Linked DNA regions of Homo sapiens: region 1 is linked to region 2. A link is a contact called in ENCODE Hi-C or POLR2A ChIA-PET data. All regions are on one chromosome and are shown on one strand. The core of a region is the stretch at or near the end of the contact, and the rest is flanking DNA. Distances in the headings are between cores, read along the strand shown. Region 1 holds the start of PSME4 (proteasome activator subunit 4). Region 2 holds the start of CHAC2 (ChaC glutathione specific gamma-glutamylcyclotransferase 2).

Evidence for each region. Hi-C counts contacts between places; a loop is a spot of excess contacts on that map. ChIA-PET counts read pairs that join two places held with the same protein, here RNA polymerase II (POLR2A). Pooled maps may share reads with other maps.
Region 1: a map of CD8-positive, alpha-beta T cell shows a loop between it and region 2 (3-fold over the local background). The contact joins the promoter of PSME4 here to the promoter of CHAC2 in region 2. A Hi-C loop is called at or near these places in 5 of 168 maps with a recorded cell type or tissue (B cell, CD8-positive, alpha-beta T cell, gastrocnemius medialis and 1 more), 5 of 37 single-sample maps with no recorded cell type and 17 of 50 pooled maps. POLR2A ChIA-PET finds 5 or more read pairs at or near these places in 18 of 52 experiments (CD4-positive, alpha-beta T cell, GM12878, HepG2 and 12 more).

The regions. Positions count from the first base shown.
Region 1 is chr2:53,968,159-53,975,273 of GRCh38, reverse strand. It overlaps PSME4 (proteasome activator subunit 4), which reads left to right and starts at 4,281. Exons shown (of 47, transcript NM_014614.3): 1 at 4,281-4,731. The coding sequence starts at 4,490. It also overlaps a transcript of ACYP2 not described here. RefSeq lists enhancers at 3,763-3,812, 4,108-4,402, 4,669-5,433 and silencers at 4,013-4,402, 4,277-4,438, 4,413-4,612.
Region 2 is chr2:53,762,757-53,769,518 of GRCh38, reverse strand. CHAC2 (ChaC glutathione specific gamma-glutamylcyclotransferase 2) reads right to left here and starts at 1,715. Exons shown (of 3, transcript NM_001008708.4): 1 at 1,498-1,715. The coding sequence starts at 1,632. It overlaps ASB3 (ankyrin repeat and SOCS box containing 3), which reads left to right. Exons shown (of 10, transcript NM_016115.5): 2 at 3,934-4,142. The coding sequence starts at 3,947. It overlaps GPR75-ASB3 (GPR75-ASB3 readthrough), which reads left to right. Exons shown (of 10, transcript NM_001164165.2): 2 at 3,934-4,142. RefSeq lists enhancers at 1,184-1,373, 1,394-1,743.

The DNA of each region.
Region 1 (7,115 bases), core at 3,032-5,531, 200 kb before region 2:
GAGCTCATTGTCATCTGGAACTGCTTCTCTGAATTTTTTTTTTTTTTTTTGAGACAGAGTCTCGCTCTGTCGCCAGGTTGGAATGCAGTGGTGTGATCTCAGCTCACTGCAACCTCTGCCTCCCGGGTTCAAGCAATTCTTCTGCCTCAGCCTCCTGAGTTGCTGGGACTACAGGCGCACGCCACCATGCCAGGCTAATTTTTGTATTTTTAGTAGAGACGGGGTGTCACCATATTGGCCAGGCTGGTCTCTTCGAAATCTTAAATCCAAACATTTCTATTCTTCTAGATCCCTTGCTCAGGCGAATCCTTTCATCTTTCCCTTATAGCTCATCAGCATGTAAGTGTCTTGACATCTCTCTTCTCCTTCCCTATTAGCTCTCTACTCTCTTCACTTACACGTCAACCAAACTTAGACTTTAACCACTCTCTTTCAAATATTCTCAACTCAATTATCTCTAGAGAATTCAGTGAGATAATGTAGGTAAAGCACTGGCAGACAGAAATGCTCAATGAATGATAGCTAACACTACCATCACTACTGGCAACATAAAAAACATTATCTTGATCTTTTGTCATTCTATTATACTAGTATGTCACTAGTATATACTGTATGTCACACAATCCTGGGCCACTAAACAGTATTAGGGAAAAAATCATTAAATTGTGCAGATAGATAATAGTAAATTCAAGCTTCCAGCCTTACCTGCCAAACAATTCTAACTTTTTAAATCAATTTTCTGAATTCTGAGACTACTCTAAGGCTTCTTCAATTTCCTCAAATCTACCTACCACTTCCCTATAATTCTCATTGTCTTGTTTCATAGGAAAAAATAGAAACTATAGAAAGAACTTCTCCAACTTCCAGTACCAAACATTCCAGCATCTGCACCTATGCTTCCTTCCCTGCTTTCCTCCTCTGACAATGGAAGCACAGTTTGATTTGCTTCTAAAGGTCAATGACTCCACATTCTCTTCCGCTCTTTGTCGTCCTCACCCAATATCTTTAACTTCTCTCTCCACTGGCTCCTTTTCATCCATATTTAAATATATCTAAATATGGCCGGGCTCAGTGGCTCAAGCCTGTAATCCCAACACTTTGGGAGTCCAAGGCGGGCGGATCACGAGGTCAGGAGTTCGAGACCAGCCTGGCCAATATGGTGAAAGCCTGTCTCTACTAAAAATACCGAAAAAAAAAAAATTATCTGGATGTGGTGGTGCGCACCTGTGGTCCCAGCTACTCGAGGCGCTGAGGCAGAAGAATCACTTGAACCCCGGAGGCGGAGATTGCAGTGAGCCGAGATGGATCCATTGCACTCCAGACTGGGCTACAGAGTGAGACTCAAAAAAAAAAAAAAAAAAAAAAATATATACACACACACACACACACACACACACACACACACACACACACACACATATATATATCCCACATTCAAAAATCCCTCCTTTTATTCCAAGTACCTCCTCATTGTCTCGCGCGTCCGTGGGAAGAGACCACCAAACAGGCTTTGTGTGAGCAACATGGCTGTTTATTTCACCTGGGTGCAGGCAGGCTGAGTCTGAAAAAGGAGTCAGCAAAGGGTGTTGGGATTACCATTAGTTCTTATAGGTTTTGGAATAGGTGGTGGAGTTAAGTGCAATGTTTTGGGGGCAGGGGGTGGATCTCACAAAGTACATTCTCAAGGGTGGGGAGAAATACAAAGAACCTTCTTAAGGGTTGGGGAGATTATAAAGAAACTTCCTAAGGGTGGGGGAGATTACAAAGTACATTCATCTGTTAGGGTGGGGCAGAAACAAATCACAATGGTGAAATGTTATCAGTTAAGGCTATTTTCACTTTTTTTGTGGATCTTCAGTTGCTTCAGGCCATCTGGATGTATACATGCAGGTCACTGGGGATATGATGGCTTAGCTTGGGCTCAGAGGCCTGACACTCATCTCTTTCCGGCTCTCCCTACCCCATTATTTTTTAAAAGGTTGTCCATATTTGCTGCCTCTATTTATTCACTTCCCATTTGTCCTTTGTCACCATAATCAGATTTCTATTCTACACTCCAACGACACTGTTCTTATGCGCTTTATCAATAAACTATCCAATAAACCCTTTCAGGTTTCACTTCATTTGACCTGTTAGCTACCTAAGGTAGGATTGTTCGCTTCTCCATGAGACACCCAGTTTCCTAGAACTCCTCCTCTCTCTGCTTTTTGTGAATATTCTTTGTGGCCTACCTTCCTTTTCTCTGTCTGTCCTTAAATGTGGGGCTCCTCAGAGATTTGTGAAGGGCCCTATTTTTTCATACTGTATATTTCCTTCCCTCCTGTCGTCCATCTACACGCTAATCTGCATCTCAGTTTAGATCACCCTCCTGATACATATGTCAACATACCCATCCCATAGGCATTCTGCCTCCCAAGCTGTTTCTGCTGTGTTCTTTATCTCAGTGAAGGACTTCACCTATCTACCCAGCGTCGTCTTGTCTCTTTCCTTTTTAATTTTTCACTTTCAGTCAACTACTAAGCCCAAGCCATTCTGCTGAAGTAGCTCTCAATTTCAACTGACATCCAGGCCATGATTATGTCACACCTTAAAGGGTCCTCCAGTTCCCAATCTTGTCAGTTCCAACCCATTTTCCAGACGAAGCCAGAGTGACTCTTTTTTTTTTTTGAGACGGAGTCTCGCTCTGCCACCCAGGCTGGAGTGCTGTGGCACGATCTCGGCTCACTGCAAGCTCCATCTCCCGGATTCACGCCATTCTCCTGCCTCAGCCTCCCGAGTAGCTGGGACTACAGGCGCCCGCCACCATGCCCGGCTAATTTTTTTGTATTTTTAGTAGAGACGGGGTTTCACCATGTTAGCCAGGATGGTCTCCATCTCCTGACCCCGTGATCCACCCGCCTCGGCCTCCCAAAGTGCTGGGATTACAGGCGTGAGCCACCACGCGCCTGGCCCTTTTATTTTTTGAGACGGAGTTTCGCTCTTGTTGCCCAGGCTGGAGTGCCCTGGCGCGATCTTGGCTCACTGCAACCTCCGCCTTCCGGTTTCAAGCGATTCTCCTGCCTCAGCCTCCCGAGTAGCTGGGATTACAGGCGTCCGCCACCACGCCCGGCTAACTTTTTTGTATTTTTAGTAGAGACGGGGTTTCACCATGTTGGCCAGACTGGTCTCGAACTCCTGACCTCGTGATCCGCCCGCCTCGGCCTCCCAAAGTGCTGGGATTACAGGCGTGAGCCACTGCGCCCGGCCGCCAGAGTAATTCTTAAAAAATGTAAATTATATCATCCCACTGCTATGCTTAAAATCTTTTGGAAGTTTGTCTCTAGGATAAAGCTCTGAATTCCTTAGGATTGCCTTCTCAGTCTCATTTCTCCGTCCCCTCTCTTACGCTATTTTGAACTTTGAATTTTTAGAATACATGCTTGCAGCGTCAAAGCTGTTCTCTCAGCTGAAATACGTGTCCTCCTCCCTCCTTTTTCTAACCAACTTTGCACTCAACCTTCATAGCTTAAATTAAGTATCACTTCTAGGAAAATGACACCCTCTCAAACCCCCTAGTTTCAACTTCTTTGTAGAGTTCCTAAGGATTCTTGTACTTATCTAGCAATTAAGAGCATTATCTTGTAATTCACGTCTTTATCTCTGCTAGACTAAGTCCTTGGGAGGGCGGAAACCAGGTTAAACTTTCTATCTCAATAGCCTAAACTGAGCGCCTTACACACAAAACAGCTGTTCAAATAGCATTTGTTCAGCGAGTAACTATTTTCTTCTTTGGAATGATGGCGGCCAGAATACCAGAAAGATGGGGACTTAAAGGGGACAGAAAAATTAAATCTATAAGGAACAAGCGGGATGGAGTAAATAAATCTATAAGGAGCAAGTGGGTACGTAGGCTTTTCCATAAACCCCTCTAACCCAGAAGCCGGGGCTGCTCGGCTAGGGGGACCAGGCCGACCTGGCTGCCGCCTGTCGTGGCGACTGGGACTCCAGTGGGCTGCCGCTTGGAGTGCGCGACCCCCGGCGAAGCAGGACAATAGCTTGGAATTCGGCCTCGTGTTTCCGGTGAGGCAGCCTCGCGCTGGGCCGGTGAGGCCTGGGGTGGGGGCTCCGAGCCGGGCCCACGGCGAAGAAGGCGCAGCCCGTTGGGCTCCAGCTGCCGCCACCACCGCCTCCCCCGACGCCGTCGCTCCGCCCCGCCCCGCCCCGGAAGTGACTTGAGGCCGGTCCGGAACCTCTGGGCCCGGCGGCTGCAGCGTCACCAGCAGAGCCGGTGCGGGGCGGGCAGAGCGGCCGCTGCCGCCGCCAACGAACTGAGAGCCGCGTGGGGCCCAGCAGCACGCCGGCCAGGGAAGGGGGCCTAGCGATCGGTCCGAGGGCGACGGGCCGCCAGCGGCCGCAGGGCGACGAAGACGCGGAGGAGGCGGAGCCCGGAGAGGGGTGGGGGCCGGGGAGGGTTCGGGTGGGAGGGGGTGGGGGGGGTGTCCCTGGGCTCATGGAGCCGGCCGAGCGGGCGGGAGTCGGAGAGCCCCCGGAGCCGGGCGGGCGTCCCGAGCCGGGCCCGCGGGGCTTCGTCCCGCAGAAGGAGATCGTCTACAACAAGCTGCTGCCCTACGCGGAGCGGCTAGACGCCGAGTCCGACTTGCAGCTGGCCCAGATCAAATGCAACCTGGGCCGGGCCGTGCAGCTCCAAGAGCTGTGGCCCGGGGGCCTCTTCTGGACCAGGAAACTCTCCACGTAAGTGTGCCCGGGCCTGCGGGCCGGGCCGGGGGGAAAGGCTCAGTGAGAGGTGTCGGGGATGGTTGCTCTTTGTCCAGAGGGCTGGACCCTTAGCTCTGTCCTCGCTGGAGCTGTCCCCGAGCGGTGATCCCAGGGTCGTGACAGAGCCTGTGAAGTACTCAAGCCGTCCTCCCTGCCACTTTCCTACGGGACTTCCCGGGTCTTTACCATCCCTCTACGTCCTCCGCATCTGCTTCTCCCGAAGTGTTCGGGTTGTTGTCTTCCCACCTGGGGGGCCCTGGGTAGCCCAAGGGCCCCGGCCCCGAGGGAGAGAGGTGAGCCTTTCTCAAGGGTCCTCCGTGGACTTTTGCGCATGGGAGAGGCGGGGCAAAGAGAATTTGTCTTTGGGGGAGTTCCTTGACTTGTCTCCTTGCTTCCTCCGGTTCTTCCTTCCCCTACGATCCCCGCCTCTTCGCATCTCCGTTGGCGTCTAGTAACTTTCTGAATGGAGAGAAGACCATAGGGAAACTTAAGGGTTTTGCTTTTTGGGGGCCCTCTCAGACCTGGCGGAGTTGATCGAAAAGGGTCGTTTAAAGTCAGACCTCATTCTTGAGCTTAACGTCTTATGTGGACAGTGTTGTTTTGGATTGTGTGTTGCTCCTGTTGTGACATTTCTTTTGGAGAGACATTTAAGATACTGAGGAAAGTAGGGAAGAGCACTGTCAGGATGTCCAGGGCGATATTAGTATCAGGCTTGTGTTAATTTTTTGAGTTACTCAGATTAAGAGATTACCTAAATCAGTTTCAGGAGTTCTGTTTGTAAACTAGCTTCAAACTATAGTGTCACTGAAATTAGGAAAAAAAAAAAAAAAACGAGTGAAAATACAGTGGGGGAAAAAAGGTTACATTTACTTGCTGGATGGGCATCTTTACTGTGTCCGAAGAGCTTTTTAAGAAAGAATTTTGCTGTATCTTGTTTGGTTAACTGTACATAAAATCTAGTAACATGGTATGTTCACGCATGTGGGTATGGACGGGTGAACACACAAGACATAACTCACTCATTCAGTGTTTACCCAAAGCTGCTGATTGAACTGAGTGATGACTCAGGGTTTTGTAATAGTTTTGTGTATATTCACTGGATGATTCTCATCTGCCAATTATTAAGGGGCCTCTGACAAATTTCTCATTTCCACTTGAGGGGTGGGTGGGACCTTTTTAATTAAAAAGAAGCAAAACTAAAACATGTAATTTGCCCTCTTCAGAGAGTGATCATAAAATGTCAAGGTTAACAGCTCTCCCCTTGACTAGAGTATAATGAAGTTTTTCGTGTTAGGATCCTTAGGAGAATGGAGGTGAGGGGCGGCAGAAGCAGGAATGCAACAGGGAGAACCACGTTTAGTCAAAAAAGAATATTTTATAAATAGTTAAAATCCAAATGCTTTTTCAAGTGAGACTCCTAGGTTTTTGTGTTGCTCAGGCACAGTAAAAATAGTCACTTTGTTACAGTAATTCCCCATTTTAATCACTTGGATTAGACTTGCCAGAGAATACCTACCATTTTTGGGGACGCAAACAGCTTTTTTTAGTGTACATTATATAAATATGCCATGGTGTGAAGGCATATCTGCTTTGGATTTATAAACCTAGAATCTACCAAGGCATAGTTAAGCATTGTTTTCTAAAGTATTTATTGTTAACAAGTTTGGTAAATTAGCACTCCGAGTTTTGTTATTGTTTTGGCTTATTAGATAAAAGTTTGTACCTAGAAAGGGCTAAAAATAACAATGGAGCTAATGTTTGGTGTTTAGGGCTGGATTGCAGATAGCTGATGGCTTAATACCCATGAACCCATAACCATTTATAGCTAAATAACCAGCAAGAAATGCTACTGGGTAGAATTTTATTTTGGAATAGTGGTTAGATGCTGGAAACTGATTCTTGATATTGCACTATGAGACATTTTGAATGCGGTGGGACATGTTGTGATCTTGGGTGTGTTTTTTTCCTAAGTCATGTTAAGGTGACCTGTTCATAGTTGTGCTTGTTGTTTTTTAAGCCTTCTGTGTTGCATAAGTGAACATCTGAATAATGCCAAAACGTGTGACGAAAGCTGAGTGGTGATCATATTTAGTACTTTGTAGAATAGAAAGTGGTAATGAAAAGAAAATCTAGTTTCTCCCACTAGCTCTGAGACTGTGGGAAAGTTACTTAATCATGTGTTTCAGTATGCTTGTGCGTGAAATGAGGGGATTGGACTAAATAATTCTTTTTTTTTTTTTTTTTGAGGTGGAGTCTTGCTTTGTTGCCCAGGCTGGAGTGCAGTGGCAGGATCTTGGCCCACTGCAATCCCTGCCTTTCGGGTTCAAGCGATTCTCCTGCCTCAGCCTCCCAAGTAGGTA
Region 2 (6,762 bases), core at 466-2,965:
GCAATTTCTAATCATCAGTCTATTCTGACAGCATACATATCTCAATGTGTTTTGTAACACACTGTACATTTTCGTCAAGACTAGTAAAGTATGTTGTTATAGCCACATACATAAATATTTAATACTTGGTCATTATAATTGGAGCCTGGGCTAAAGGTTTTCTTTTCGGAATGGCAATTTTAAATATTCATATCAAAACTGACAACTCTCAAACTCCTGGCCTCAAGCAGTCCTCCTGGCTCAAACTTCCGAAGTGTTGGGATCAGAGGCGTGAGCTACCGGGCCCAGCCAAAACTGACAACTCAGAAGCCATTTAATTTAGCTTAGTTCTTTAATGTCTTGAATATTGTTCTAGAACATTCTTGGAGATACTTTGGCCATGACATTTCTGTTGATCTGTAAATGTGCATTTATCCTAAGCCATTGCCCCTTTTCAGGTCACTGTGTCCAACATCCCAATAGGCCAGTATAGTCTACTTAAAAGCCAAGTTCTTAACTGACCAACTCTAGTTGAGATAGAATGGTTTCTAATTCAGGTTCTTTTCGTGATTTTAATCCCATGTCTCTCTTATGAGCAGGTGCAAACTACTTTAGCGCCTTGATCTTTTCCACTTTCCATTGACCAATTTCCAAATTATTAGTTACCTCAATCTTAGTTTTCTTTATGGATTAGTTGTTTTGTAGCCAGTACAAAGCTGATTTGCATAAGCAGTGAGCTGCTGCTAATTCTCTATACATATATTGAGATTAATGTCTTTGTAGGACTGACTGAAAAGTGAATCAATGAACTTACATTTCATATTATAATTATGAGAACCATCAAGAAAGTAACATTAAAATAATGCTGGATATAGTAATGAGTTTGGTACTATGTTATTCATATAACCAGAACTTCATTTAACTTCACTAGTACTGAAAACCAAAGTGAGTTCCTTAATAACCAGCGAAAATTTTGGAAACTCATTCTGCAATCCTGTGTGTCAGAAAATAAAACTTTTGAAAGATGTAAAGAAATCCTAGAAGTAACATGCACGTTTAATCGCAAGCTCATGAAAGTCGGCTAGAATGCAGAAATGCCAACAAATTTAATTGCTAAAAAGCTGAATTTGCAACTTGATTTACTATTTCAACTCTGTGGTGACATGAGCATTCATCTTCCCGCCAATGGGACTTTTTTTCTTTTGGCAGAGGTTGCAGAGAGATGGAGTCCCCATCTCCGCACTCAGCCTGGTGCGAGCTCGTGCGCCTGTGCCCGCGCTTCTCGCCGTCTCTAGAGACTAACCACCGGCATCTTAAGCAGCTTCGGAAGGAGTGCCCGGGCTGGGTTAGAGATGGCGGGCAGGTGGCAGGGAAAATCTACAGAAATGTTACCCCAAGCCATGTGCTTTGGCCCCATGAAGCGCTAAGGTGTGGTTCTCTAGGGTGTGGGTGCTGTGTGTGGAGTTGGGGAGCAGGGGTCAGGGGGCAGTAAGTGTGGGGAGCTGACCGGCGCCTCACCTTGCCGGGGACCCCGCGGTGGTCCGTGCTGCCCTGCCAGAAGCGCCTGCTGTAGTTGGTGATGTATCCGACCAGCTTGTCCTGATAGGGGAAATCCACCTTCCAGATCAGGGACCCGTAACCAAAAACCCACATCTTCTCGCGGCTCCTCTGCCCCAGTGGCCGTGAACCCTAGCTGTCGCCGCGCCGCCGGGGACTGAAGCCTCCGGTAAGCGAGTAACCGGCCGCGCGGGGCGCAGGCGCGATGGCCACTTGGGGCGCAAAGCGCACTGGGAGTTTAGATCCAGAAAGATTTTCCGAGCGGATCTCAGTCAGCTTTATTTTATTTCCTTGATTAGGGTGTCAAGAGGCATTGACCTTCGGTGTAGTAAGCAATGGATTCTTTTGCAGCATCCGTAAATCACCCTAACCTACCTTTAGTGCCCGTGTGCAGAAAACTACAATACCCACAATGCTTTTTGGAGCTATTTGGCTCTGAAATTGGAACTGGGCTTATTTCTAACGGGGCCGAGGAAGGAGAAAAGAGCAGGAGTCGTCACTCGTGTCCAGATACGGAGGCGGTGTACCAGCACCGCAGGTAGCAAAGCACCTAGAAACACGTTTTGTTCTGCTTTGGAAATTAGATTTTTGCCTATATAACAGCAGCCAGAGGAATGTAATTCATATTTGATTTTATGTCCTGAAAAAAAAGTCTTTTGCCTTTCAAATAAAAGCAGAAAGTTTACAATAGAAGTTTACGCTTGTGAAAGAGTAGCTGTCATTTCAATGGGAATTGTTTATATATTTAAATTTTACACAAATTTATTCATCTTTAGTATTATCATTGGCTTGTTCACAAAAGAGCAGGCAAATGTTCTTAACTTGGGGCCCCTGTAAAGGCTTTGGAAACGAGCTGGGGAACCTGAATTTGTATACAAAATTTGGGGTGTACACTTTTCTAGGGGGAAACTACAGCTTTCATGAGTTTCTCCAAGGGGTCAAGGATCCTAAAATTTTTTGAAGATCTGCTCATTAGAGCTCTTGCTGCAAAATATTGTTTAGGAAATTCGCTTGGACTATCATGGCTGTGTCTCTGTGTGTGAAAACAGAAACCTTACCAAGTGATTGTTCTTTCTTGAAGATTTTTATACCATGATCTTGAATGCTAAAACACTCAGATTCAAGGGGTATTATTTGTTTTCTTATAAAGAAATCAGCAGGAAGCTGCTACCAGACAAACAAACAAAAAAAAAAGCAAGTCTTTTCCTATTTTCTCTAAGTTGTGGTTTCAAATTGCCTGATATGGTTGCTAACCCTTCTTTTTTGAAAAATTTTGAATACACAGAAAACTCAGATAAAAAGAGTGTAATGACCAATACCTTTCATCTAGATCCAGTAATTACCATTTTGCACAGTTGCTGTACTTCCTTTTTACTTTATTTATACTTTTAAATGGAGAACATTTGAAGTTGCTTGTGTTATGACATTTTACTGCCACATACTCTACATGTGTCTCATAAGAATAAGGACATTCATCCTAGAACAAGTTCCCTAAAAAAAAAGAATAAGGGCATTCTCCTAATAACTGTGATGCCATTATCACATCTGAGAAAATTAACAATAGTTATGTAATCAAATAAGTATTCCATATCCAAACTGCTTCATAGAGTCACTAACAAGAAATTGTGTCTTCGAGAGAGTCACATGAGAGCTATACTGGACTCTGACTGGAGGGGAACTTGAAGTGAGCATTGGAGGGAGGTGATGATGTGGGCAAGAACTCTGTTAAGAACTTTCTGGGCTATGTAGGAAAACCGGGCTCATCTCTTCATGGTGTTCTCTGTTGGTTTCAGTATGCTCAGTCAGTGGGTCTATTTGGTCAAGCATAGAGAATCTGAGTGTTTAACCTCTTCTGGAAAGGACAAGCAGGTGCAGGAAGACTAGAATGACACCTATCTTTCACTGCTTTTCTGGCCTCTTTGGGTTTAGTTGTTTCCTATAGAGGGCTGTATATTGAGGCTGAGCATTGCTGGTAGTTGAATGGCCATCTCTGCATAATGTAGTGTACACTGGGGATTAAGCAGAGGTGCTCTTATCAATGGAGCACCAAAGAGGGTGCTCTTATCAATGGAGCACCAAAGAATGCGTTGTGGTGGGGTATGAACAGGAGCAGAAGCCTACTCCTCAAACATTTCCAGAGGAGGAAAGATAGAACACTTAAAAGTCCCTTCATGTTTTTAGTGGGAACCTTCCAAGGAATTCCAATCTGCCAAACAGAGAAACTTCCTGCTTTAGGCACCAGCAGAGACTGTGGCATGGCAGTCACTTTCTGTATTGTGGGCCCTTCTTCGTCAGTCATGTGAGAGATACTAGACAGGCCCACCGTGATTTGCTGACCTCTAGGAGTGAAGTGTTGTTTTATTGACTATAGTATTATCCTTCTACCTTGTTTTGTAGACTGGTCAAACAAATGGATTTTACAGAGGCTTACGCGGACACGTGCTCTACAGTTGGACTTGCTGCCAGGGAAGGCAATGTTAAAGTCTTAAGGAAACTGCTCAAAAAGGGCCGAAGTGTCGATGTTGCTGATAACAGGGGATGGATGCCAATTCATGAAGCAGCTTATCACAACTCTGTAGAATGTTTGCAAATGTTAATTAATGCAGGTAAAGTAAATTCAAGGTATGGAGGCTTTGCCTACAAGCTGGATTAATAAAACATAAAAAAGTATAATACATAACTTATTAACAGTAGTATTTGTTTCCCTTTCTATAGTCATAAAATAACTGCCTGAATTTATTTATTAAGGATAGTAAGATTGCCTGCCTTGGATTCAATTAGTATGATACTCTAGTTGGACATCTTATACGGAAGTGCCTCTGTCTGGCCTCTTTTTATTGACTGAGCTAGGTGATATGGGAGAAGTAGTCTGCTGTTTGAATTTAAGCATTTGGTAGTTACTGGTCATGTTTATTCTTTCTTCCTTTACCAAACAGAAAGAGCAATTGTACTGAAATTGAGGATGTGTTTTGATTGAATTAGTCTTTTTCTTTTTAAACACTTTTTAATACTTTTGGGAATTTTTACAACTACTTAGCATGAAACAAGATGCCTGCCTTCCTGATGCTTTTTCTTGTCAGAGGAAACAGATGACAAATATCTAAATAATTAAACAAGATAATTTAAAAAGGTAAAAGTGTTATGAAGAAAATAAAACAAAGTAGAGATAATAAAACAGATGGGATAGACAAAAATGGTGTGCTACTGCACATCTCTTTACATCTCTGCATTCAGTGACTTCATGCTTGGGATCGGCCATGGTAGGAGTATTTACACCACAGAAACAAGCCAGTGCTACAAACCAGTGCTATAAACTGGGCTTTCTTCCCTCTGGACAGCTAGTTATTAAATGTTAACCAGCACACTACTGAGTGAAGGTCATTGACTAAAGGCGAGATTCTGACATTTAGTATAGAGGGGGTAGGAAGAAAACAAATGGTGACTGAGCATTGCTTTGTGATAGTCATTGTGCCACATGCTCAATTTATCTTCTTTATCTAATATTTATAAAAATGGTGTTAGAGGCAGTATTATCCTCATTTTATTGGTGAAAAGACCAAGGCTCAGAGAAGTTGACTTGTAAAAGGTTACATAATAAACTAGGGTATTTGATTTGAACCCATTTCTCTGACTCTAAAGCCCTTTTTTTTCCTCTCATACCAAGCTTCTAACATTTAATTGAATGAATTTATAGCATTCAGTTAAAATGAGGTTGACTATAATACTCTGCATTGTAACACTCAGAACCAATTTCATTTCATTGATCGTGGAAATTCAGACCCTCTTTCCTGCATACTTGTCATCACCAGGTATAGGTCCTTAAAATATAAACTTCTGGGTCCATAGCCCATCAGAACTACTAATTTGTTACCTGCTGGACGGGAAAGGAAATAATCTTTACATTGTTTTTGGTAGTGGTAGGTGTTTTTTTTGTTGTTGTTGTTTTGTTTTTTTCTTTTTTTTGTCTTAACAGGTAAGAGATGGTAAGGCTAAACTTCCTAAATCATAATGCAGGAAATTTGTCATGATTGTTTTTAAAATCACATGTTCAAGTGTCTAGTGTCTATTATAGTTGAGTGTTTGAAGATAGTGGAAAAATAGATGTTATTCCTCTAATTTCAAACGCTTAAGATATGTTTTCAGAATCTGTTTGAAGTTAACTATAAAGCTTGAGTTCCCAAACTATTTTTAGTAACAAAGACATGAGTTTGAATATCCTTTTCTAGGCAAAAAGCTCATTTCCAATATACTGTTACATCTCTTCTTCATATCGGAATAGTGTAGTTTATGTTACAGATTTTTTTCATCTGCTGAGTAAACTTGGGCATGCTTTTGACTAAAGGCATTTGAACTGGCTGTTAAATTCATCTCTACAGTTGTCCTGCCATATCCACAGGGAATTGGTCCCAAAATGTCCACGGACACCAAAATTCATGGATGCTCCTCAAGTTCGGCAGTCTGCCCTGAAGATAGGAAAACGTCCTATACACACATACAAAAGGTCAGCCGTCTGTATCTGTGGGTTCCACATCCTACAAATGCTATTATCTTCCATCCCAGTTGGTTGAATCTGCAGGTGCAAAACCCGTGGATACAGAAGCCCGACTGTATTTCCTTTTTTTCTGAGACAGAGTCTTGCTCTGTTGCCCAGGTGGGAGTGCAGTGGTGCGACCTCAGCTCACCACCACCTCCACCTCCCAGATTCAAGCGGTTCTCCTGCCTCAGTCTCCCAAGTAGCTGGGACTACAGGTGCACACCACCAATGCCTGGCTAACTGTCTCACTTTGTTGCCGAGGCTGGTCTCAAACCCTTGGCTCAAGTGATCCTCCTGCCTTGGCTTCCCAAAGTGCTGGGATTACAGGTGTGATGCATCACACCTGCTGTCTTTTATTATATAATTTTCCTACCTCCCTGAGGTTTATCTAATATTAATACACTGTCAGAGATTCCTAAAAGATAATTAGTGCACCCAAATAAGAAGGTATGTAGGCCTACACAAATAAAATGGAAATATCTAAAATGATTAGAAGAGTTTTGCTTCACTGTCTCTTCAATTTAGATTTGGAATCCATTCTGAGTACCATACATGGTCTTCTGACTCAAGTTGGAGAAGAGCATTCAAGTGTGGTGTAGATTACATAGAAGTTTAATATGCATACATATTTTTGTATTTCTTATGTATCTCATTTTAGTTTTCTGTTTAACATATTAGCACAGATAACAAAT